Linked DNA regions of Homo sapiens: region 2 is linked to region 1. Evidence: chromatin loops called from intact Hi-C (ENCODE). Cell type or tissue: sigmoid colon. All regions are shown on one strand. Each heading gives the region's core, and the rest is flanking DNA. Links, peaks and the distances in the headings are about the cores only.

The links. Peaks named below come from ENCODE experiments on the same cell type or tissue, not always from the same donor. Only the 100,000 strongest peaks of a DNase experiment are listed, where the experiment ranks them.
Region 2: a loop joins it to region 1, with 2.0 times the contacts of the local background. A loop is called at or near these places in 7 of 110 quality-filtered maps.

The regions. Positions count from the first base shown.
Region 1 is chr12:8,685,776-8,697,318 of GRCh38, reverse strand. It overlaps a transcript of RIMKLB not described here. Among named protein-coding and RNA genes, the nearest start is that of RIMKLB, 6.4 kb to the left of the region's middle. In sigmoid colon, for the core only: no CTCF peak of the experiment used is centred there; a DNase peak (open chromatin) is centred at 4,478; H3K27ac peaks cover 283 bases.
Region 2 is chr12:8,735,375-8,747,703 of GRCh38, reverse strand. All of the region lies in intron 2 of RIMKLB (ribosomal modification protein rimK like family member B), which reads right to left. It also overlaps the pseudogene RPSAP51. Among named protein-coding and RNA genes, the nearest start is that of RIMKLB, 44 kb to the right of the region's middle. In sigmoid colon, for the core only: no CTCF peak of the experiment used is centred there; no DNase peak of the experiment used is centred there.

The DNA.
Region 1 (11,543 bases), core at 949-8,948:
TCCGGGACTGGAGTAAAGACAGTACCTCTGTATATTGAGAGGCAAATTTAAAACCACATGATAAATTTCCTGGCTGAAGCGGGTTTGGAGATACAGGCGGGGTGGATAGCGCCAGCTCTGCCCCCTAGAAACCGGCGTAAACCTTGGACAAGTTAGTTGCTACGCTTCCTCTGAGCCTTTGTTGTGAAAAGATAAAAGAGTACAGTCCGGAGTCGTTGTGAGAATGAAATGAGATATTTTAAGAGCATTTTGTAAATTCTAAAACTATGTATAAAAAATAAAAGTATAGCCCAAAGGAGGCTAAGAATATGAATGTTCAACTACGCTATTACATTTTCTTAAGGAGAAAAAAAAAGGGCTACAGACGACCTCCCAGGTTTACATGGAAGATTCACTTCCAAATAACTTCAGTCACCAGAGACACCAGGTGTGAGGTACGGTAATGTGCTCACCAGTTTGCCTTCTTGCTGGTCTCAGCCCTGTCTCAGTGACCTCAGCCAACAACTTTTCACTGCTCCTCTCCCAGTCAATTGACAATATAATTTCATTTTCTGCTTTTAAAAAATTTTTTGACTAATTTCCTTCAGCGTCTCGAGAGTCCTTTAAAAGATGTAGCATAACCCAGGGTGGTAACTTCTGGATCCAGACTGCCCGGATTGGATTTATGGTTCCACTCCCTATGTGAACCTCTGCAGTAACTTAACCTCTCTGTATCTTTATCTGCTGAGCTGTAAAAGTGAGGATAAAAATAGTCACCTACTTCATGGAGTTGTCATAAGGAGTAAATGAGTTAATAAGTATATAATATTTAACAGCTGACACAGATCAAGTGCTGTTCAAAGTGTTTAGTGCTATTATAATGTTAGGTCAGTGAGAGTAACCTAGGATAGGCGTCTAGTTGGTTTACAAAATTTAGAGGAACAAACGCCCTATAAGATAGATACACTATCTTGAGAACAAAGGGGATAAGGTCTACAGAACTAAATTGTTGCTATTTACTTCCACTCTGATATTCAGCCCCCTGGGACATAAAGTATATTCAACTCCAAGACCAAGAGAAGCATTTTGTGATCAAGGGAAGCTTGAGCACAGAGATACTAACACTGAAAATCTGACAAAATAAACACAGTGAAATTGACACAGGGAAAAAAATGTACAGAGGATCAATAATAATATTTAATTAACCTATTCCTTCAGTCCCACTCTTAAGGAATCCAATTCGTGGTAACTGCATCCCCAGAAAAAGTGGGTTGTACTGGTGAAACTGAGGATAGGAAGTATGACTATTAACTCACTTGCCACTTGCCCTTAAAAGTTGTTATTCAGGGCAGGGCGCGGTGGCTCACGCCTGTAATCCCAGCACTTTGGGAGGCTGAGGCAGGCGAATCACCTGAGGTCGGGAGTTTTGGACCAGCCTGACCAGCATAGAGAAACCTTGTCTCTACTAAAAATACAAAATTAGCCAGGCGTGATAGCGCACGCCTGTAATCCCAGCTACTCAGGAGGCTGAGGCAGGAGAATCGCTTGAACCTGGGAGGTGGAGGTTTCAGGCCGAGATGGTGCCATTGCACTCCAGCCTGGGCAACAAGAGCAAAACTCTGTCTCAAAAAAAAAAAAAAAAAAAGTTGCTATTCAATTTATTGCTTCTATGTGCCATACACATTCTAAGATATTCTCATGTATGTAACAACGTTGCTTTTGACTTAAGCTAATAGGGAGTAAAACAAAGCTCAGGAGGGTATTTAAAAAAAGCCAATGATAAGGCTTAAACACATTACCATTATCATGATATTGTTAAGATAATGTTTATGTGAGTAATGATCAAATTCATACATCATACTTTTTATATGAAGTAATAAGGGGGCAAAAATTATTTACACCATTTCCATATTGGAAACCCAAGGTTCAGAAAGGCTGTACATACATTCAGTCATAATCTTTGAGAATTCATGGTTGATATGTTTAGGCGGCTGTGGACTCACATCTCCTTTGGGTAGCAACACCTGCTCAAAAATATTTTAAGTAGTTTTTCTTGACATAATCATGCACCACACATTTTTAACCAGTGAATTAATATTTTTCAGGAAGTTCGGAGGTGTCGGGGCCGGGCGGGGCGGGGCGGGGGGGCGGGGCGGTGCGGCAATTGAATCCCCTGGGAAGACATACTATAAGTAACCTAGCATGTCTGGAGTCAGATCAATCTGATTTGAAATCCTAGCTGTATTTACTAGCAGCATGAGATTGTTGCTTAACTTCCATAAACCTCAGTTTTCTCATCAGCAAAATGAAGATCATATTAGCACCACTTTATTAAGATAGAAGGATGAATGAGGTAACTCAAATGTAATGCATAACATAGTAAGTCTCAGTGAATGTTAGCTATTATTATTCAAGACTAACTGATACCAAAACAGTCAAATAGTAATCAAAGAGAAATTATACAATGTTTAGATATGTGTGATAATCATACAAATAGTTATATTTATTGCATATCCCTATGAGTGTAAGACCAACTCTATAGGTAAGTAATGTCTTTGAGATGAAGTTAGGGTTCATCCTTTGCCTGCACCAAAACACTTCCAGATTTTTGCTCTTATTCCTAGACACATGAGAATCAACAGGAGGGACCGGGCAGGGTGGCTCATGCCTGTAATCCCAGCACTTTGGGAGGCCAAGGCAGGTGGATCACCTGAGGTCAGGAGTTCGAGACCAGCCTGGCCCACATGGTGAAACTCTGCCTCTACTAAAAATACAAAAATTAGCCGGGCGTGGTGGCAGTTGCCTGTAATCCCAGCTACTGGGGAGGCTGAAGCAGGAGAATTTTTGAACCTGGGGGTGGAGGTTGCAGCAAGCCAACATTGGGCCAGTGCACTCCATCCTGAGCAACAGATGGGTACTCCATCTCAAAAAAAAAAAAAAAAAGAAAAAAAATTCAACAGGATGTTGAGTGTGATGGCTCACACCTGTAATCCCAGCAGTTTGGGAGGCTGAGACAACAGGATCGCTTGAATACACGAGTCCAAGACCAGCCTGGGCAACACAGGGAGAGCCTGTCTCTATTTTTATTGTTTTTTGTTTTGTTTTTTGAGACGGAGTCTGGCTCTGTTGCCCTGGCTGGAGTGCAGTGGTGAGATCTTGGCTCACTGCAACCTCCACCTCCCAGGTTCAAGTGATTCTCCTGCCTCAGCCTCCTGATTAGCTGGAATTACAGGCGCCCAGCTAATTTTTGTATTTTTAGTAGAAACTTGGGGTTTCACCATGTTGGCCAGGCTGGCCTCGAACTCCTGACCTCAAGTGATCCGCCCACCTGAGCCTCCCAAAGTGCTGGGATTACAGGCATGAGCCATCTCACCTGGCCCCTGTCTCTATTTTTAAAAAATAAATAGAATCAACAGGAGAGCTCCCAAAAACTGATTAAATCAGCATTGGCGTCCAGGCACCAATATTTTTTCAGAGCCCTCCAGGGGATTTTAATACACAGCCAGGGTAAAGACCCAAGTTTACACAACAGAGATGTTAGAATTAACTATCCATTTGGTTGTGCTGAAATACACATGTTATCTAGCCATTTCAGCTAGTCAGATTAGCTGATTAGAATATGACAACTAAATTTGCAGTACAGGCCCGGTGTGGTGTCTCCCATGTGTAATCCCAGCATTTTGGGAGGCTGAGGTGGGCGGATCACCTAAGGTCGGGAGTTCAAGACCAGCCTGGTCCAACATGGTGAAACCCCATCTCTATTAAAAATATAAAAATTAGCTGGGCGTGGTGGTGGGCACCTGTAATCCCACCTACTCAGGAGGCTGAGGCAGGAGAATCACTTGAACCTGGGAGGCGGGTGTTGCAGTGAGCTGAGATAGTGCCACTGCACTCCGGTCTAGGTGACAGAATGAGACTCCCTCTCAAAAAAAAAAAAAGAAAGAAAGAAAGAAAAAGAAAACAAATTGCAGTACAAAGCATTTTAAAGTTTTTGATGGGATAATATGAAGGTACTGGGGGAAGGCCTATAAAATTGAGGGTTTAATGAAAACAAAATCTTCCCTAACAGAGTTACCCAGGTCCAGTCAACCCCACGTCTCTGATTCTACTTGAGTACACAGTATATCTACATCAGCCAGAAAAACATAATTTACAAATGAAATAACAATAAATTGTTTGTCTGTTGCAGGTCAAGCGAAAACCTTTAAGTGCCCTATACACATCATCTGTTGCAAATCATTTCCCCCTGGGTTTGAAGACAAGGAAACTAGCGGGGATTTGATCAAAACTAGAGGCCTCGAAGTAGTAAAGAGAATTGTAAACAAGAATTTAATCTTTGAGATAGTTATCATCAGTACCTAAAATAGTGTTCTTTGTGGATTATCTAACGTTATAACTGCAAAATTCACGTGGCTGGAGAAAAGGTGGTTGGTGTCTAATGTTAGAACCTTGACTAGCAAATAAGGAACGGTAGCGGCAGCTGCAGTAAATCTAGCTCTCCCCACTGTTTCCTCTCCTGGAGCCAGCCGGCTAGAACCAGCCTGACAACAGTCTTTGCAGTAGAATAGCTAAACACTGATCTAGCCTTTCTCCACCCACATCCCTCCTCCTTTTCCCTGCTCCATCTCAGCACATTAAACTGAGCTTTCTCTCTATGCTAAGAAAATGCAGATGCCAGACACAAAGGGAGGAAAGACCATACATTGGCTGAATCACAGAAGAGAAAGAATGGGTGGAAAGAAAACACAGTCTTGGCAAGAAACATGATACAGGTTTTCCCCCTACTTCTTTAATTGTATCTGGTTAAGATTTTTTTTTCCTCTACCACATAGAAATTACCTGGAATGCTTGTTTAAAATGCAGATTCCTTGACCTCTGCCTCTGACCTGAATGAGCCTGTGTACCTGCATTTCTTGAGCAACTCAAAGCATCTAAAATCAGCAATTTATCTGCATTTGGAATAAGCATACTAAATGATCTTTAGACACATGAAAGTTTGAGCACAGTGTCTTAGAGACCAAAATAACCATTTGTAAAATGCTCTTTATTTAAAGCCCTCAACATTTATAAACTCATTGTAGCCTCAAGCAACATTCTAAGGTTGAGCAAATATTGTTAGTCCTCTCTGACTGAAGAGAAAATGAGGCAATGAAATTAAATCGTTGGCAGCAATTTCCTAGTCCTGATTTCCCTGTCTTTGGGAGGATCTTAGAAGTATAACAACCTGGGAAGAATGAAAGAAGAAAAAAATGAAATAAGAAAATATGGAAAGGCACATTAGATGTGTTCTCATTTAAAGAATAGAGGAAGCATCAAGTATTAAAGGAAAAAAAAAACCCTCTCTTGGTGCAGGGAAACATGACTGAATTTGTAGATAATGCATCCATAGAATCCAACCAGAGAAATGATAATATGCAAACCACATAAGGGCTGTGTGCATCTGTCACACATCTGTGTCACCAGCAACACCTTGAATGATTAGTGAACATTTACAGATTAAATGAATGAATGAAGTCTGGAAGCATCCTAATGGCCTGGCACCACCATAATTATCCTGATCTGCCTTGCTGTTTTTTGTACAATGAAAGACTTAGACTGGGGAGCCCTGTTCAGTAGTCTAAGTTCATGTGGTTATCCTATGTTCAAAGAAACATCAGTTTATTTCTATTCAATCTAAATTCTTAACCTGTCCTATTTCCTAATTCTTTTCTTTTTTGTTTGTTTGTTTGTCTTTTTGAGACAGTCTCACTCTGTCACCCAGGCGGGAGTGCAGTGGCTCGATCTCTACTCCAACCTTTGCCTCCTGGGTTCAAACAATTCTGGTGCCTCATCCTCCGGAGTAGCTGGGATTACAGGCATGCACCACTGCACCTGGCAAATTTTTGTATTTTTAGTAGAGATGGGGGTCTCACCATGTTGCCCAGGCTGGTCTTGAACTCCTGACCTCAGTTGATCTGCCTGCCTTGGCCTCCCAAAGTGCTGGGATTACAGTCGTGAGCCACTGCACCCAACCCCTACAAAAACCAAAAACTTTAAAAAAAAAAAATTTGGCCAAGTGTGGTGGCACATGCCTATAGTCCCAGCTGCTTGGAAGATTGAGGCAGGAGGATTGCTTGAGCCCAGGAGTTCTAGGCTGCAGTGAACCATGATCATGCTACTGCACTCATACAGGTTCCCATCTTTCGTATTGTTTCGCAGAACTTTTCTGGGTAACTGGGACAGACAACTTAGATACTTGCTTAATAAATAAATGGTAAAGGTAGACTTAGGCATGAGGATCACACCACAGAAATACTTGAAACACATAGTTACATCACTGTCCCCAGTCTCATAATAAACCTATCGTATCTTAGAACATGGAGTGTTCTAACCCTACTGGGTTTGGATTATCTTCTTTTTTTGTTTTGTTTTGTTTTTTGAGACGGACTCTCGCTCTGTCGCCAGGCTGGAGTGGAATGGCACAATCTTGGCTCACTGCAACCTCTGCCTCCCGGGTTCAAGTGATTCTCCTGCCTCAGCCTCCCAACTAGCTAGGATTACAGGCATGCACCACCACACCCAGCTAATTTTTGTATTTTTAGGAGAGAGGGGGTTTCACCATGTTGGCTGGGATGGTCTCGATATCCTGACCTCATGATCCACCTGCATTGGCCTTCCAAAGTGTTGGGATTACAGGCGTGAGCCACTGCACCTGGCCTGGAGTATCTTCTTTTTACAGATGAGCAAACGGAGACACAGTGAGGTTAAGTAACTTGTCCGAAGTCACTCAGCTAGCAAAATAGCAGAGCCAAGATTTGAATCCGAGTAGCAAAGTACATGCTCTTAACTGCTTTGTCAAACACTGTTTGTAATCCCTCCGAAGACTATAAAAAGGATTGTCTGCAGTTTCCCCCCACTTCTTAGTAAAGTTTTACTTAGATATCAATGCCTGCTGTTTGGGTTCATGCTTCAGTAGCATTTACTAACGTGAAAAATAATGGTACATACATTATAATTTGCCACAAAGGACCCAAGAATCCATTAACTGAGCATCACCTCTAAAGATTCAACAAAAAATTGTTACTAACACATACATGATTCTTCAAATATGTATGGATTCTATTTTGATAAAGTATAACTCCATTTAAGTCATAAATGGATTTTCTACAGTCATAGAATCTTTTTATCAATTATGCTTTTTCTCGAACTTCAGGCATGAAAAAATGACTGTATTGTAGGAAACTGTAAAATGTTTTGAGGTTTAAAAAGGGACCCACTGACATGCTGGGACAAAGAGGGTTTAGCAGAAAATCCTGAGTTTAGTGGAGAAAACATGGCTTATTGCCTAATAGAGTGGGCAAAAGTAGGTCAGAGTCCCTGACAGTCACAGCTGGTAAGGAGTGATGTCACTAGAGAAATGGGGATGGGGGAGGTGGAATTTAAGGTGGGGAAGTAGAGAGACCCTTTGAGGGCGCAGAAGAGGGGGGATTTACAGAGGCAGGTTTTAAGTCAGCCTTTTGTAGGCTGATTGCAGAAACAGCTGAAGCCCCATTTTCTCCTACCTATACCCAGCCTGCGTTCTCCCAGGCCTCATTCCCCACCTCCGCATCACCACCATACCCTCTCTGCTGGAGACAAAGACACCGGAGAAAGGACTGGGGAGAAAGACAAACCTGAAAAGGAGTGATTTCAATAAAAGAGAGAAAGGTGAGGAAAAAGTGAAGGAGACTTTAATCAAATCCAGGGAAACGTGACAGAGAGGAAGAAATAACAAAGAGAGGCAGATGGAAAAAAGAGTAGGAAGTACAGGAGGAAAATATGGCTGAATGAAACAAGACAGATTAATGAATAGAGCAAAGTAGTGTTAGAAATATAATTTCTATTAATTATTTTGGTTTAAAATATTAATTGAGCAAAATGCTGAGAAAGAGAGATTGTAATGGTTGCAGTTTGAAGTCAAAATATATAGTTACAATGTTTTGGCAACAAAGCAAAACTAGGCTGCTCCCAACGAGGACGTCTCTTTTCAGCCCACATTCAGTCTAAAAGTTATGCTGTCCTTGTGTTTACCAAATCTAGAAGAAAATCTCATGACTAAGTTAAATATCTTATTCCAGGTATAAGTAGCCCCTGTTAAATTTTGCTAATAAAGTAATAACCATAGATCTTTAGAATGTGGAGATAAGGTGTATTTTATTATCCCTGTTTTGAAATATGTCATGCATGGCCGGGTGCAGCGGCTCACGCCTGTAATCCCAGCACTTTTGGAGGCTGAGGCAGGCAGATCAGCTGAGGTCAGGAGTTCGAGACTAGCCTGGCCAACATGGCGAAACCCTGTCTCTACTAAAAATAGAAAAAATTAGTCGGGTGTGGTGTCGGGCACCTGTAATCCCAGCTACTTGGGAGGCTGAGACAGGAGAATCTCTTGAACCCAGGAGGCCAAGGCTGCAGTGAGCCGAGATCGTGCCACTGCACTTCAGCCTGGGCAACAGAGCGAGACTCCACCTCAGAAAAAAAAAAAAGAAAGAAAGAAATACGTCATGCACTTCACACATTATTTTAATCACACACACAAAATTCTCTAATCCTGTTCAATTAATCCCTGGATCAAAACTTTCATTATGCTCAACAGCCCTCCTTTAACAACAACAAGTTTTTTTAATTATATAAAAACAGTAATGCTCATTTCTGAATAATTGTTAAGGTTTAAAAATCCTCTGGTATAACCAAAATATACCTGTAATATACATTATTTCAAGATAAACCATCCAGAAAGAAATGGGGGAGACTAAGAACTATGTCACTGGAGTACCAGGAGAACTAAAAGTATGCAGTGCCTATATCTGAAAGAATGTGTTGTTTTTCTTTCTGCTCTTCTTCAAAATTTTCCTTTCTAAGAAAATAATTTCTATTATTTATCTTCTGTTTTCTCATTCCCCTTTCCCTAAATCTCGCTTTTCTTGTCTCTTATTGTAACAGCTTCTGTTTCCCTCTCATGTTGCCCCCATATTTTCTTCTAAATTCTGACTTTGTTGTGTCTTGGCTTAATCTGCCAGACTTCCACTAAACTTTCAGAGCTGGAATCAGAACAGTGCATTTGGCAAAAAGCCACACATACCACACAACCACAAACAAGCACTCTGGCTGCAAGATCTTTTCAACAATCCACTCCCGTTTCTTGCAGTCAGCAATTCATACAGGTTCATACATGATCTGAAATAAGCAACACATACATTCTCATACATTTCACATGCACATGGCCTCTGCAGTCAGCTCACAAAGACACAATGTCTGCAGAAAGGTCTTGCAGCATACACAGGCAGTGCATTCTCCACCCCTTTCATAAGCTCTTCCTGAATGGCTGTTTCTTCTAGACACCTCCTCCCCTCATGCTGCCTGGCAATGACTCCCCTCCTTTTCCTGCAGTTCTCCAAGTCCTAACTGCAGTGCCATCCATCACTCTCCCAACAGATCCCCAGGCAAAGCAATTGTTTCTTGAAGCTCTCCCAGGTCACCTGCTTTTTTTTTTTTTTTTTTTTTCTTCCTGACTTGGAACTTGCTCTAGCAAAAGGACTGTCAGAACAGATTCTCCTTCTGGAACACAATAATGTAGGCTGGTCCCCAGTACCCTGACTCCCTAATTTGTTCCTACAGATTTTAATTTTGACATGGATGGCTTAGGGAGAAAGCAGAAAGGAAGGAAAAAGAGAAGAAAACAGAAAGGAAGAAAGGAAGGAGGGGAGCCCTGGTAGAAATTTCATTTTGTCCAGGGCAACTTGGGGACTTACAAAGGAAAGACGAGAGAGCAGAGGCAGAGAGAGGAAATGGAGCAAGAAGTGTGAAAATAAAAGGAGAAACAAAGAAAAGAGGAAAAAGTATGAAAAATAAGTTGTAACATTTCTCTGGAGCTTTTTGTTTCAGAAGTGACCACAGAAGGAGGATGGAGATACTAAGAAAAAGTTAACAGGAGAAACAGTAATGAAGAGGAAAATCCTTTGATGAGGTTGTATGTTTTGAAATGTCCTAAAAAGACAAAATCATCATCACAAATATCTGCCACAAGGGAGATTTAAACTCCTAATTTGAAAGTACTCATGATGCTTAGAGAGGAAGCACATTTGAATTTTACTTAGATTATTTGCCCAAATATTACAGTATTTGAGACACATACTAAAAAAATTATATTGTTTATCTGAAATTCACAGTAAACGGATCATCCTGTGTTTATCTGGCAATCATGCCCTCGGGGGATTCAGGTACATACTCAAATTTGAGAAATACTGGTATGAAGTAAGAAAGCCTGCATTTAATGAGATCATCTGAATCAGAATCACTTGAAGGTGGTCGCCAAGTACGTATTCTTACCCCACCACAGACACACCAGATTGAAATCCTTAGAGAAAGAGCTGAAGATTCTTCATTTTGTTATACATTGATGATTCTGATGCACTAAAGTTCATAATCGCTGATTTCTCCATAATTCCTGTGTGGCGCCCTCTCCAAATCTGCATAGGATTGAACACTGCAGCTATATATATGCAGCTGTCTATATAGCATTAACTTTTTAAAAGTCAGTGGAGGCCGGGTGTGGTGGCTCACACCTGTAATCCCAGCAATTTGGGAGGCCTAGGCGGGCGGATTACGAGGTCAGGAGATCGACACCGTCCTGGATAACACGGTGAAACCCCGACTCTACTAAAAATACAAAAAAAAATTAGCCGGGCGTGGTGGCGGGCGCCTGTAGTCCCAGCTACTTGCGAGGCTGAGGCAGGAGAATGGCATGAATCCGGGAGGCGGAGCTTGCAGTGAGCCGAGATCGCGCCACTGCACTCCAGCCTGGGCAACAGAGCGAGACTCCGTCTCAAAAACGAAAGAAAACCCTGAATAAAAAAAAAAAAAAGAAAAGAAAAAAGAAAATAGCTGGTCATGGTGTCACGCGTCTGTGGTGGGGAGGCGGAAGTGGGAGAATTGCTTGAGCCTGGAAGGCGAAGGTTGCAGAGATCGGGCTACTGCACTCCACCCTGGGTGACAGAGTGAGACTCCGTCTCCAAAAAGGAAAGGAAAGGAAATGAGAGGAGAGGAGAGGAGGGGAGGGGAGGGAAGGGGGAGAGGGCTCGGTGGCTCACACCTGTAATGTAATCCCAGCACTATGGGAGGGCAAGGTGGGTGGATCAGTGGATCAGCTGAGGTCAGGAGTTCGAGAGCAGCCTAGCCAACATGGTGAAACCCTGTCTCTACTAAAAACACAAAAATTAGTCCGGGCGCGGTGGCTCATGCCTGTAATCCCAGCACTTTGGAAGACCGAGGTGGGCGGATCACAAGGTCAAGAGCTCGAGACCATCCAGGCCAATATGGTGAAACCCCGTCTCTACTGAAAATACAAAAATTAGCCGGGCGTGGTGGTGGGCGCTTGTAGTCCCAGCTACTCGGGAGGCCGAGGCAGGAGAATCGCTGGAACCTGGGAGGTGGAGGTTGCAGTGAGCCGAGATTGCCCCACAGCACTCCAGCCTGGGAGACAGAGCGAGACTCTGTCTCAAAAAAGAATAAAAAATAGCTGGGCGTAGTGGCACACACCTGTAGTTCCA
Region 2 (12,329 bases), core at 1,693-9,692, 50 kb before region 1:
AGGTGGGCTGAATGGAATTACATTTTATAGATACACCATATGATCAATTCCTTACTAATAATTGATATTCATCCAGTAAATATTAAGTACTATGTGTCAGATTCTTTTCTATATGGTCAAAATAGATTAATAAATAAAATAAGGTCCTTGCTCTCAAGAAGCTTTCTAGTGGGAGACAGACAGTATATTAATTTTTATGGTATTAACTTTTAAACATGGTAATAGTTCTGATGGAAGAAAAATCAGGGAGGTAGAACTAATGGCAAAATTAAGGCATAAACCATGAGCCGGGGGTGTGTGTGTTTAAAAAAAAGAGAGAAAGGACAATTCAAATGTAAGGCAGAGCATAAATCACGGGGCAAAAATGTTAACAATATGCGTGTCTCTCTGCGATTTGTATTGATGGTATTGATGTACAGTAAAAGATATGGTTGGTCAGGTAAAGTGTCAAATATGCAAAGCCGTATGTTCTGAACTAAAGAATTTATATCTGTTCTGATTAGGAGAACTGAGAGTCTGTGCTGGATATTGCCTGCTGATAGTCCATGCCATCCCATCTTTCAATTCTTCCCCTGTACGTATAGTAGGGACCAGAAGCATTTTCCATATACTCCTCATTCCATCTTGAGAATCCACCACCAAGATGACAATTATACAAAATTTTGGCCAGGCCTGGTGGCTTACTCTGTAATCCCAGCACTTTGGGAAGCAGAGGGAAAAGGATTGCTTGAGATTAGGAATTCGAAACTAGCCTAGGCAACATGAGATCCACGTCTCTACAAAAAAACTTAAAAAATTAGCCAGGTGTGGTTGTGTGTGTCTGTAGCCCTAGTTACTCAGAAGGCTGAGGTAGGAGGATAATTTGAGCCCAGGAGTTTAAGACTGCAGTGACCTATGATCAACCTGGAGGACAAAGACCCTGACCCTAAAAGGGAAAAAAAAAGTTTTTTGAAGGTGAAAAAAGTAGAAATTATTCTCCAGGAGCACCCATGGGTAGGTATGTGGTCATCAGCAGATGTGAGGTTTGCCTGTGGCTAACACCATTCTCCTCACAATCATTTGTTACGAGCATCTTGATATCTTTTTCTTTTTTTTTTTTTTTTTTGAGACAGAGTCTCAACTCTGTCGCCCAGGCTGGAGTGCAGTGGCACTATCTTGGCTCACTGCAACCTCTGCCTCCTGGGTTCAAGCAATTCTCCTGCCTCAGCCTCCTAAGTAGCTGGGACCACAGGCATGCACCACCGCGCCCGGCTACTTGTTTGTATTTTTTAGAGATGGGGTTTCACCATGTTGGCCAGGCTGGTCTCAAACTCCTGACCTCAGGTGATCTGCACACCTCAGCCTCCCAAAGTGCTGGGATTACAGGCATGAGCTCCCGGCCCTTGATATCATTTCTTAGGCGTTAGCAGTGACTTGCCTAGATAAGCAAATCTAAAGAGCATTCTAAAAATTGAAAAAAACCTCGGCGCCAGTTTGAGGATGAAAAATTTTGAGATAAGGATATAGAGAATGGGAATGTTAAGAAGGGAAGCTGGTTTGGGGCAGAAGATGTTGGATTTGGATCTAGATAGGAAAGACGTTGGTAATGACATAAGGATTTTAAAGTAGAATTACTGTACTTGAAATGTAGACTGGAACTATACATATATGTATACAGTCATACTGGTGGAGTGAAAACTGTGTATTTATGTTTAAATATTAATTTATGGGGTCAGGCTCAGTGGCTCACGCCTGTAATCCCAGCACTTTAGGAAGCCGAGGTGGGTGGATCACCTGAGGTCAGGAGTTCAAAACCAGTCTGGCCAACATGGTGAAACCCTGTCTGTACTAAAAATAGAACAATTAGCCAGGCATGGTGGCAGGCGCCTGTAATCCCAGCTACTTGAGAGGCGGAGGCAGGAGAATCACTTGTACCTACGAGGCAGAGGTTGCACTGAGCTGAGATCCAGCCACTGCACTCCAGCCTCGGCGACAGAGTGAACTTCTGTGTTTAAAAAAAAAAAAAAAAAAGGCTGGGTGCAGTGGCTCACGCCTGTAATCCTAGCACTTTGGGAGGCTGAGGAGGGTGGATTACCTGAGGTCAGGAGTTCAAGACCAGCCTGACCAACATGGAGAAACCCCATCTTTACTAAAAATACAAAATTAGCCAGGCATGGTGGCTCATGCATAAAATCCCAGCTACTTGGGAAGCTGAGGTAGAAGAACTGCTTGAACCAGGGAGGCGGAGGTTGCGGTGAGCCAAGATCCTGCCATTGCATTCCAGCCTGGGCAACAAGAGTGAAACACCATCTCAAAAAAAAAATTTACGGGAATCAGCCTGAGAACAGCTAAAGAAATAGGAATATATAAGTTGAAAATATGAAAGTAAAAAAGGGACACCTAGGACCTCAATAAGAGCCAGGAGAAGAAAGTAAAACTTAAAGGAAAAAAATCAGTTAAAAAAACAAACCAGCAAGGCCAGCCACAGTGGCTCACGCCTGTAATCCCAGTACTTTAGGAAGCTGAGGTGGGCAAATCACTTGAGGTCAGGAGTTCAAGACCAGTTGGCCAACATGGCAAAACCCGTCTCTACTAAAAACACAAAAATTTCACAAGGACAGAAAACCAAACACTGCATGTTCTCACTCACAGGTGGGAGTTGAACAATGAGAACACACAGACACAGGGTGGGGAACATCACACACCGGGCCCGTTGGCAGGTGAGGGGCTGGGGGAGGGATAGCATTAGGAGAAACACCTAATGTAAATGACCAGTTGATGGGTGCAGCAAACCAACATGGCACACGTATACCTATGTAACAAACCTGCACGTTGTACACATGTACCCTAGAACTTAAAGTACAATAATAAAAAAAGAAAGAATTTTAAAAAATGCAAAAATTAGACATGGTGGCACACACCTGTAATCCTAGCTACTTGGGAGGCTGAGGCAGGAGGTACACTTGAACCTAGGAGGCAGAGGTTGAAGTGAGCAGAGACTGTGCCACTCCACTCCAGCCTAAGCAACAGAGCGAGACTCCATCTCAAAATAAATAAATAAAGTTTAAAAAACTAGCAAAATCTATAATTATTAAATAGTATTATAAAAAATAAGAAAATCAGGAGAGAACAATCAAAACCATTAAATGAAAGAAACAAAACAAGAAGATTAAATTTTGAGAAAAGCTTGAGTCATCAGGAAGAAAGACAATGTAAATTGTCAAGAAAAAATTCAACCATTATTACCTTGTCATTATGCTAACCTGGAAACAGCTTTTGCTCCTTTTTAAAAATGGGATAAAGAAAGCAAAAAACTGTTCCACTCTCCAGTATAAACAGCCTATCTGTTGCCACCGGAAAATGGGAGTGCTCTACCCAAAGTATAGTTGGATCTGCACAGTGTACTATGGGGGTATTAGTGAGGATGGAAAGAAATTCAATGCCTCCTGTAACAAATACCTGATGTTATTCTAGGAAAACAGAAGTGATCCAAGGCTGGAAAGATGAATGTGAGCCAAAAAGGCAAAGTGGCATCTCTTAGGACTCTGCCTTATGAGCTACTGATCTCTTGAGCACTCACCAAATATCACTCATGCCTTTGACGTAGAGCTTATAAATGGATATAAAAGGAATGGTTTCTTCCCTTAGACCCATGTTATTTAGTAAACAGATGCACATAATTGTTCAAAGAACTTTACCCACGATTCCACTCTCATTGTAAAAACATGTATTCCAACTGAATGTGCTTTGTTTTCAACCCCATTTCCTCTAACACATATTGTCTTTTTAATAAACATCTTAAACCCCAACTTATAAAATTTTTCATCTAGCTTGTTGACTTAATACTGAAATTAAGATTTTGGTACAAATATTTTAGATATAAGTTTCGGATCAGTGTATAATAAAGTGCTAACGTAACAATAAGGTTAATAAGTTAACCCTCGAACAGCAATGGGGTGGGGAAGCAATCTTTGTTCCTGTTGATTAGGATATAAAAGGTATTGTGTGTATTAAAAGGTTGCTGCTGTTGTCAAAGCAGAGTGACAGTGTTAAGGGCTGATTATGCTCTGATCTGAATGGTAACAATCTCTCCCTCCCCATAATTAAGTGGGGGAACTCCTCATATGACCTACCATAAACTTCTGTTTTTTTGAAAGCAGAGTTTGGCTATACTCTTAATAATAGTAAGTACTAGTGGACAGTTTGGCTATACTCTTAATAATAGTAAGTACCAGTGGTTTTCTTCTCAGGAATCAAGGAACAGACAAATGGCAGCCTCCTTCCTTACTGATATTTACTTTCATTCCATCCTTGAGCATTCCAGATTATTTTTTAGGACTTCCGGAATTTTTTTTTTTTTTTTTTTTTTTGAGACAGACTCTTGGCTCTGTCACCCAGGCTGGAGTGCAGTGGCGCAATCTCAGCTCACTGTAACCTCTGCCTTCCAGGTGCAAACAATTCTCTTGCCTCAGCCTCCCAAGTAGCTGGGATTACAGGCGAGCATCACCACACCCGGATAATTTTTGTATTTTTAGTAGAGACAGGGTTTCCCTATGTTGGCCAGGCTGGTCTCCAACTCCTGAGTTTAGGTGATCCGCCCGCCTCGGCCTCCCAAAGTACTGGGATTCCAGGCCTGAGCCACCGTGCCCAGACTGCTCTTCTTTTTCAATCTCTTCAGAATCTCTGCAGAAGTAGAGACCAGACATAATCTACCATGGGTGTTCACAGGAGGTGGTGCCATGCGTTTGCAGAACTTCCCAGGGCCAACATCTACCACATTGGACCCCCTGAGAGAGCTCCCTTGTTGCTGCATGGGATGCCAATGTCCACACAGTGCAGAGAATCTGTTACACAGAGTAATGGTCGGCAGGTTAACTAAGATGTCTCTGTGAAAGGTTGGTGGTCAGCCTTGGGATCAATAACCATCAGAAGGCACAGCTCCTGGAAAGCTGCCTGGACTTGGTTAGTGAAGGTTCCAAGAGTCAAGCAACCAGCAACAGGAGTGGCTCCAGTGGTGGTAGCAAACTTCAGCACAGGCTGCCAGCCAGCATTCCTAGAGGATATATCACTGACATCAATACAGTTTTCAATGGCAACAACAGAAGGAGCTGCCAGTAGAAGCTTCTCCCAGGTCCTCTTCAAATTGATGATGCAGATGCCATCACTTTTTCTTTTATAGATACATATTCCATCTGAAAGTGAAGGGTGGTGCCCCCTAAGTGGGTTCCTGCTGCAAGGAACTTGAGGACATCCTCCTCCTCCATGTGCTCTTTGTAGGACATAAAGGTTCCAGACACCATGAAAACTTCCCTGTAAGTTACAATGAGAAGGCCACATGGACCCCTCCCTCTCTAGGTAGCGTAGAAAGGGACAGTGTCATTCTTTAGGATGGCAGTAGAAACCACAGAATAGTCAAATGAAAAGCATTAAAATCCACATGCTTTCCCTTCTACTTTTTAGGCTAAAACTATTGATGATTAATGATTTTTATGTTAAATGTGTAACAAATGTTATTAAAAGGCTCTCCAGCCGGGCATGGTGGCTCGTGCCTGTAATCCCAACACTTTGGGAGGCTGAGGCGGGCGGATCATGAGGTCAGGAGCTTGAGACTAGCCTGGCCAACATGGTGAAACCCCATCTCTACTATAAATACAAAATTAGGTGGGCATGGTGGCGCATGCCTGTAATCCCAGCTACTTGGGAAGCTGAGGCACGAGAATTGCTTGAACCTGGGAGGCGGAAGTTGCAGTGAGCCAAGATTGCACAAGAGCAAGACTCTCTCAAAAAAAACAAAAAAAAAAGCTCTCCTTTTTTAATAATTTAAACTTTTATTTTAGATTCGGGGGTACACATGCAGGTTTGTTACATGAGTATATTTGCATGATGCTGAGGTCTGGGGTATAACTGATCCTGTCACCCAGGGAGTGAGCACAGTACCCAATAGTTAGTTTTGGTCTTGCTCTGTCGCCCAGGCTGAAGTGCAGTGGCGCCATCTCGGCTCACTGCAAGCTCTGCCTCCTGGGTTCACACCATTCTCCTGCCTCAGCCTCCCGAGTAGCTGGGACTACAGGCACCCGCCATCACGCCAGGCTAATTTTTTGGATTTTTAGTAGAGATGGGGTTTTCACCATGTTAGCCAGGCTGGTCTCGATCTCCTGACCCCGTGATCCACCCGCCTCACCACCCAAAGTGCTGGGATTACAGGCATGAGCCACCGCACCCAGCCCCAACAGTTAGTTTTATAACCCTTGCGCCGCTCCCTCCTGGTTCTTCTATTTTATTGATTTATTTTTTCCTTCCATCAAGTTATACTTCAAATTGAAGAACTGATTCTCCTTTTTTTTTTTAAGGTGGAGTCTTGCTCTGTCGCCCAGGCTGGAGTGCAGTGGTGCGATCTCGGCTCACTGCAACCTCTGCCTCCCAGGCTCAAGTGAATCTCCTGCCTCAGCCTCCCAAGTTGCCAAGACCATAGACACACACCACCACACCTAGCTAATTTTTTTATTTAAAAAATCTTTTTTGACAGAGTCTCCCTCTGTCGCCCAGGCTGGAGTGCAGTGGCTCAGTCTCGGCTCACTGCAACCTCCGTCTCCCGGGTTCAAGCAATTCTTCTGCTCCAGCCTCCCAAGTAGCTGGGACTACAGCACACACTACCACACCCAGCTAATTTTTGTATTTTTAGTAGAGCTGGGGTTTCACCATATCGGCCAGGCTGGTCTCGAACTCCTGACCTCATGATTTGCCCGCCTCAGTCTCCCAAAATGCTGGGATTACAGGCGTGAGCCACCCCGCCTGGCTAATTTTTGTATTTTTTAGAGGGGATGGGGTTTCACCATGTTGGCCAGGCTGGTCTTGAACTCCTGACCTCAAGTGATCTGCCCACCTCAGCCTCTCAAAGTGCTGGGATTATGGGCATGAGCTAACACATCCAGTCGGGTTCTCCTATTTTTAAGAGTAGCTCAGTTATCACTGTTAGGTCAAACAACCATGAGAATTCTCTAAGTGCATGTCAATTGTAGAGAAAACAGCAAAAGTAGACATATGCTCTTTAAAATATTAATAAAGAATAAAGCATCTTCCTGGAGTTGGAGACCATTATTTTAAGTGAAGTAATTCAGGAAAGAAAAGTCAAACATCGTATGTTCTCACTTACGAGTGAGAGCTACGCTATGAGGACGCAAAGGCATAAGAATGATATAATGGACTTTGGGGACTCAGGGAGAAGAGTGGGAGGGGGTGAGGGATAAAAGACTACACACTGGGTACAGTGTACACTGCTTGGATGATGGGTGCACCCATCTGAGAAACCACCACTAAAGAACTTACCCATGTAACCAAACACCACCTGTTCTCCAAAAACTACTGAAATAAAAAACACTGTAAAAAATAAGTCTATAATGACCATCGGGGAAAAAAGTATTCTAAAAGAGGGGACACAAAATAGAATGTGTTGTTATTCACCATGTTGGTATTATTATTTACCGTATCAAAGAATTCAGAAACTAGAAAATACAAATATGGCTGGGTGTGGTAGCTTACACTTATAATCCCAGCACTTTGGGAGGACGAGGCAGGCAGACCACTTGAGGTGAGGAGTCTGAGACCAGCCTGGCCAACATGGTGAAACCCTGCCTCTACTAAAAATATAAAAATTAGCCAAACGCAGTGGTGAGCGTCTGTAATCCCAGCTACTGGGGAGGCTAAGGCAGAACTGCTTGAACCCAAGAGGCGGAGGTTGCTGTGAGCTGAGATTATGCCACCACACCCCCAGCCTGGGTGACAGAGCGAGACCCTGTCTGGGAAAAAAAGAGAAAATATAAATACATCAGTCATCATTTCAATGTTTGTGTCCCCCAAAATGTTAAGTGTTGAAATCCTAACCCTCAATGTGATGACACAAGGAGGTAGAGCTCTCATCAATGGGATTAGTGCCTTTATAAGAAGAGACAAGAAGCCAAGTGTGGTGGCTCACACCTGTTAACTCCACTTTGGAAGGCCGAGGCAGGAGGGTCGCTTGAGCCCAAGGAGTTCAAGATCATCCTGAGCAACATGGTGTGACCTCGTCTCTACAAAAAAATTTTTAAAAATCAGTCCAGCATGATGGCATATGCCTATAGCCCCAGCTACTCAGGAGGCTGAAGCAGTAGGATAGCTTGCACCTATGAGGTTCAAGCTGAGCTGTGATTGCATCATTGCGCACCAGCGTGGGTGACAGGCCCTGTCTCAAAAAAAGAAAAGAGATGGCCCTGCATGGTGGTACACACCTGTAATCCCAGCACTTTGGGAGGCCAAGGTGGGATGATCACTTGAGTCCAGGAGTTCAACACCAGCCTGGGCAACATAGTGAGAACTCATCTCTCTAAGAAAAATAATTTTTAAAAAGAAAGGAAGAGATGAGAGCTTGTACACATGCTTTCTTGTGCACGTGCTCTCTCTCTTCTCCATGTAAGGACACAGCAAGACGGCCATCTGCAAACCAGGAAGTGGGCCCTCATCAGAAACAAATCTGCCAGTACCTTGATATCGAACTTACCAGCCTCCAGAACACTGTTCTTCAGAACAACAGAAACAATTTCTGTTGTTTAAGCTATCCAGTCTATGGTAATTTGTTATAGCAGCCCAAACTAAGATCATCAATTTAAAAAAGTCTTTTCTAGAAGCAAGACTTTCAGAATGGTGGAATGAAAAGGCATTTTTCTAGCTCACCAGCAATACTAGAATCCTAAGTGTTAACCTCAAATGTGACAAAGCTGTATGGTAGATCTCTAATTCACAGAGAAGGAACTGTCCTTGTCTGTCTTACCACACACAAACTACCAAGATCTCTTAAATGTTCTGATGGAATGGACTATTCCAACAAAACTACTAACTCAGAAACTATCCAGTTGAGAAGTAACATGCCAGTCACTTTTTGTAACATCTTCCATCTATATAAATGAAATTTCTTGGAGCTTCCCTCACCAATTAGCTTGGCTGGGGGACGGGGGGTATCACTCCTCCCACCCATTCCCCATGAACACTGTAATTCTCAATAAGAAAACTACAACTTTTCTCTCTACTCTCCTTTTCTTATTTAGACTAAATACATTTTTGCAATCGTGTTGTGTGTGTGTAATCAGACAAAAAGATTTAAAAGTCTTATGAAATAATGAATAGTCAAGAAGAAAACATCACGGATGACCATACAAATACTGTCCAGGAAAGAAGACATTTTAATGGACTTCACATAGGTCATTACTTCAGGCCTTGGTTACTGCATTTTCAAAATGAGTTCTAAGAAACAGCTCGTTATTACTACATCAACTTTTTATGAAGAATGCTATTTTAAGCTTTGCGTTCTCCAGCAGAAACACTTAGGATGTATATTCAAAAACCATTAATTGCACGGTGTGGTGGTTCATCCCTGTAATCCCAGAACTCCAGGAAGTTGAGGCAGGCAGACTGCTTGAACCTCAGGAGTTCCAAGGTAGGCTAGGCAACATAGCAAAACTCTGTCTCTACAAAAAAATACAAAACTTAGCTGGGCACAGTGGTACATGCCTGTAGTTCCAGCTACTCAAGAGGCTCGGCTTGGGATCACCTGAGGCCAGGTAGGTCGAGGCTCCCACTGTCCCTAACCCTGACAATTTAAGCAAAATGAATAGTGACAGTAATGGATTATAATTTTTTGAATGAGACCATAAATCCAGAAGATAATAGAGAAAATTCATGGGCCAGGCGCAGTGGCTCACACCTGTAATCCTAGCACTTTGGGAGGCCGAGGCAGGCGGATCACCTGAGGTCATGAGTTCGAGACCAGTCTGACCAACATGGAGAAACTCCGTCTCTACTAAAAATACAAAATTAGCCGGGCGTGGTGGCGCATGCCTGTAATCCCAGCTACTTGGAAGGCTGAGGGAAGAGAATCGCTTGAAGCTGTGAGGCAGAGCTTATGGTGAGCCAAGATCACGCCATTGCACTGCAGCCTGGGCAACAAGAGTGAAACTCATCTCCAAAATAAAAAAGAGAGAGAGAGAAAATCCTTCCTTACAGTACAATACCAACTAATAAATACAGAATGAATAATAGAGATGAGGGGGGGAAAATCCATTTTGTAACAACATCATAATTGATTGAGGCAAGATTCATCAATGGAGGCTAAAACTATTCAAAGTCTGATATAAAAATAGGATATTTACAGTCTCAATCTCCCCACATATTATTAATAAAGAAAAACACTATATCTATATAGTAAGGAAACTTGGAAGACCTTAACCAAGTAATCAAATGTTGAGAAAAATGGGTATATGCCTCCTGATCTAAAGAATTATGAAGTACAGCATTTCACTTATGTGATATTCTTACCAAAAATGCATAACCTAACTCTAATCCTTAGTATATATCAGACAAATCCAAACTGAGGGACATTCTGCAGAAAAGCTCACTTGTACTCTACAAAAATGTCAAAAAAGACACAGGCAAAAAAAAAAAAAAAGTCATGATTAAAGGAAACTAAAGACACATGACAAATACAATGTGTGATCTTGAAATCCTGGATAAAGGAGAAAAAAATGCTAAAATGATATAGCTATTTTTGAGTATGAACTATATATTAGTTAATAGTAATTAATAAGGCTGGGCACGATGGCTCACGTCTGTAATACCAGCACTTTGGGAGGCCAAGGCGGGAGGATCACCTGAGGTTAGGAGTTCAAGACCAGCCTGGCCAACATGGTGAAACCCCGTCTCTACTAAAAATACAAAAAATTAGCTGGGCGTGGTGGCACATGCCTGTAATCCCAGCTACTTGAGAGGCTGAGGCAGGAGAACTGCCTGAACGCGGGAGGCAGAAGCTGCAGTGAGCAGAGATCGTGCCATTGCATTCCAGCCTGGGCAAGAAGAGCGAAACTCCGTCTCAAAAAAGAAAGTAATTAATAGCAGTATTAAAATTCCTGAAACTGGCTGGGTGAGGTGGCTCACATCTATAATCTCAGCACTTTGGGAGGCTGAGGCAGTTGGGATTGCTTGAGCCCAGGAGTTCAAGACCAGCCTGGATAACATAATGAAATACCTCATCTCCACAAAAAACAAACAAAAATTAGTTGGGTGTCATGACACACACCTATACTCCTACCCAGGGAGGTCAACGTTGCAGTGAGCTGTGATCACACCACTGCACTCCAGCCTGGGAGACAGAGCAAGACCCGTCAAAAAAAAAAAAAAAAAAAGGAAATACATGCTTAAGAATTTGGGGCACCTTGATCTAAATAGCTCAGAAAACAAACAAACAAACTACACGGAGTGGCAAAGCAAATGTGGCCAAATATTAACAATGGGTGAAAACTGAATAAACAGTATATACGAGCTATTTGTATTATTTTTGCAACATCTCTATAAATTTCCAACTATTTCAAAATAAAAAGTTCTTAAAAGAAAGACAAAGCTAGTAGACTTTTCATTTTAACTGCTTGGAGAAAGAAATTACCCAGCCTCCCTAAATAGCACCTTATAAAAAGAAAATAATTTTCAAGCAGACACCAAACTTGTAGCTTTCTAAAATTAGGCCCATCCTTAAAACTAAAATAGAACTAACAATGGTTTTCCACTCCAAAACTGGAAAACACTACCATGTGAGGAAGAAATCTTTCAGTTGTAACAAAATTGGTTAACTTGCTGCACTGAAGAGATTAATACAGACAATAAAAAGTCTAAAATTAGGCCAGGGCAGTGGCTCACACCTGTAATCCCAGCACTTTGGGAGGCTGAGGCAGGCAGATCACCTGAGGTCGGGAGTTTGAGACCAGCCTGACTAACATGAAGAAACCCTGTCTCTATTAAAAATACAAAATTAGCGGGGCGTGGCAGTGCATGCCTGTAATCCCAGCTACTCAGGAGGCTGAGGCAGGAGAATTCCTTGAACCTGGGAGGCAGGGGTTGCAGTGAGCCGGGATCCCGCCATTGCACTCCAGCCTGAGCAATAAGAGCGAAACTACGTCTTAAAAAACAAACAGACAGACAAAAAAAAAAACGAAGAAAGTCTAAAATCAATAACCATTCCCATAAATATGTCATTAAACAAAAACAGGCAAAAGTTCAGTGAATAAAGTTTTAAAATTTTTGACCCAAAGCTAATTATGTATCTCATCTACTTAGCAATACTTCCCCTCTGTTTTAAAGCTTAATCTCTTGGTATTTACATTAAAAAAAAAAAATTTAGGCTGAGCACAGTGGCTCACGCCTATATTCCCAGAACTTTGGGAGGCTGAGGCTGGCAGATCACCTGAGGTCAGGAGTTCGACACCAGCCTGGCCAACATGGCAAAGCCCCGTCTCTACTAAAAATACAAAAATTAGCTGGGCATGGTGGTGTGC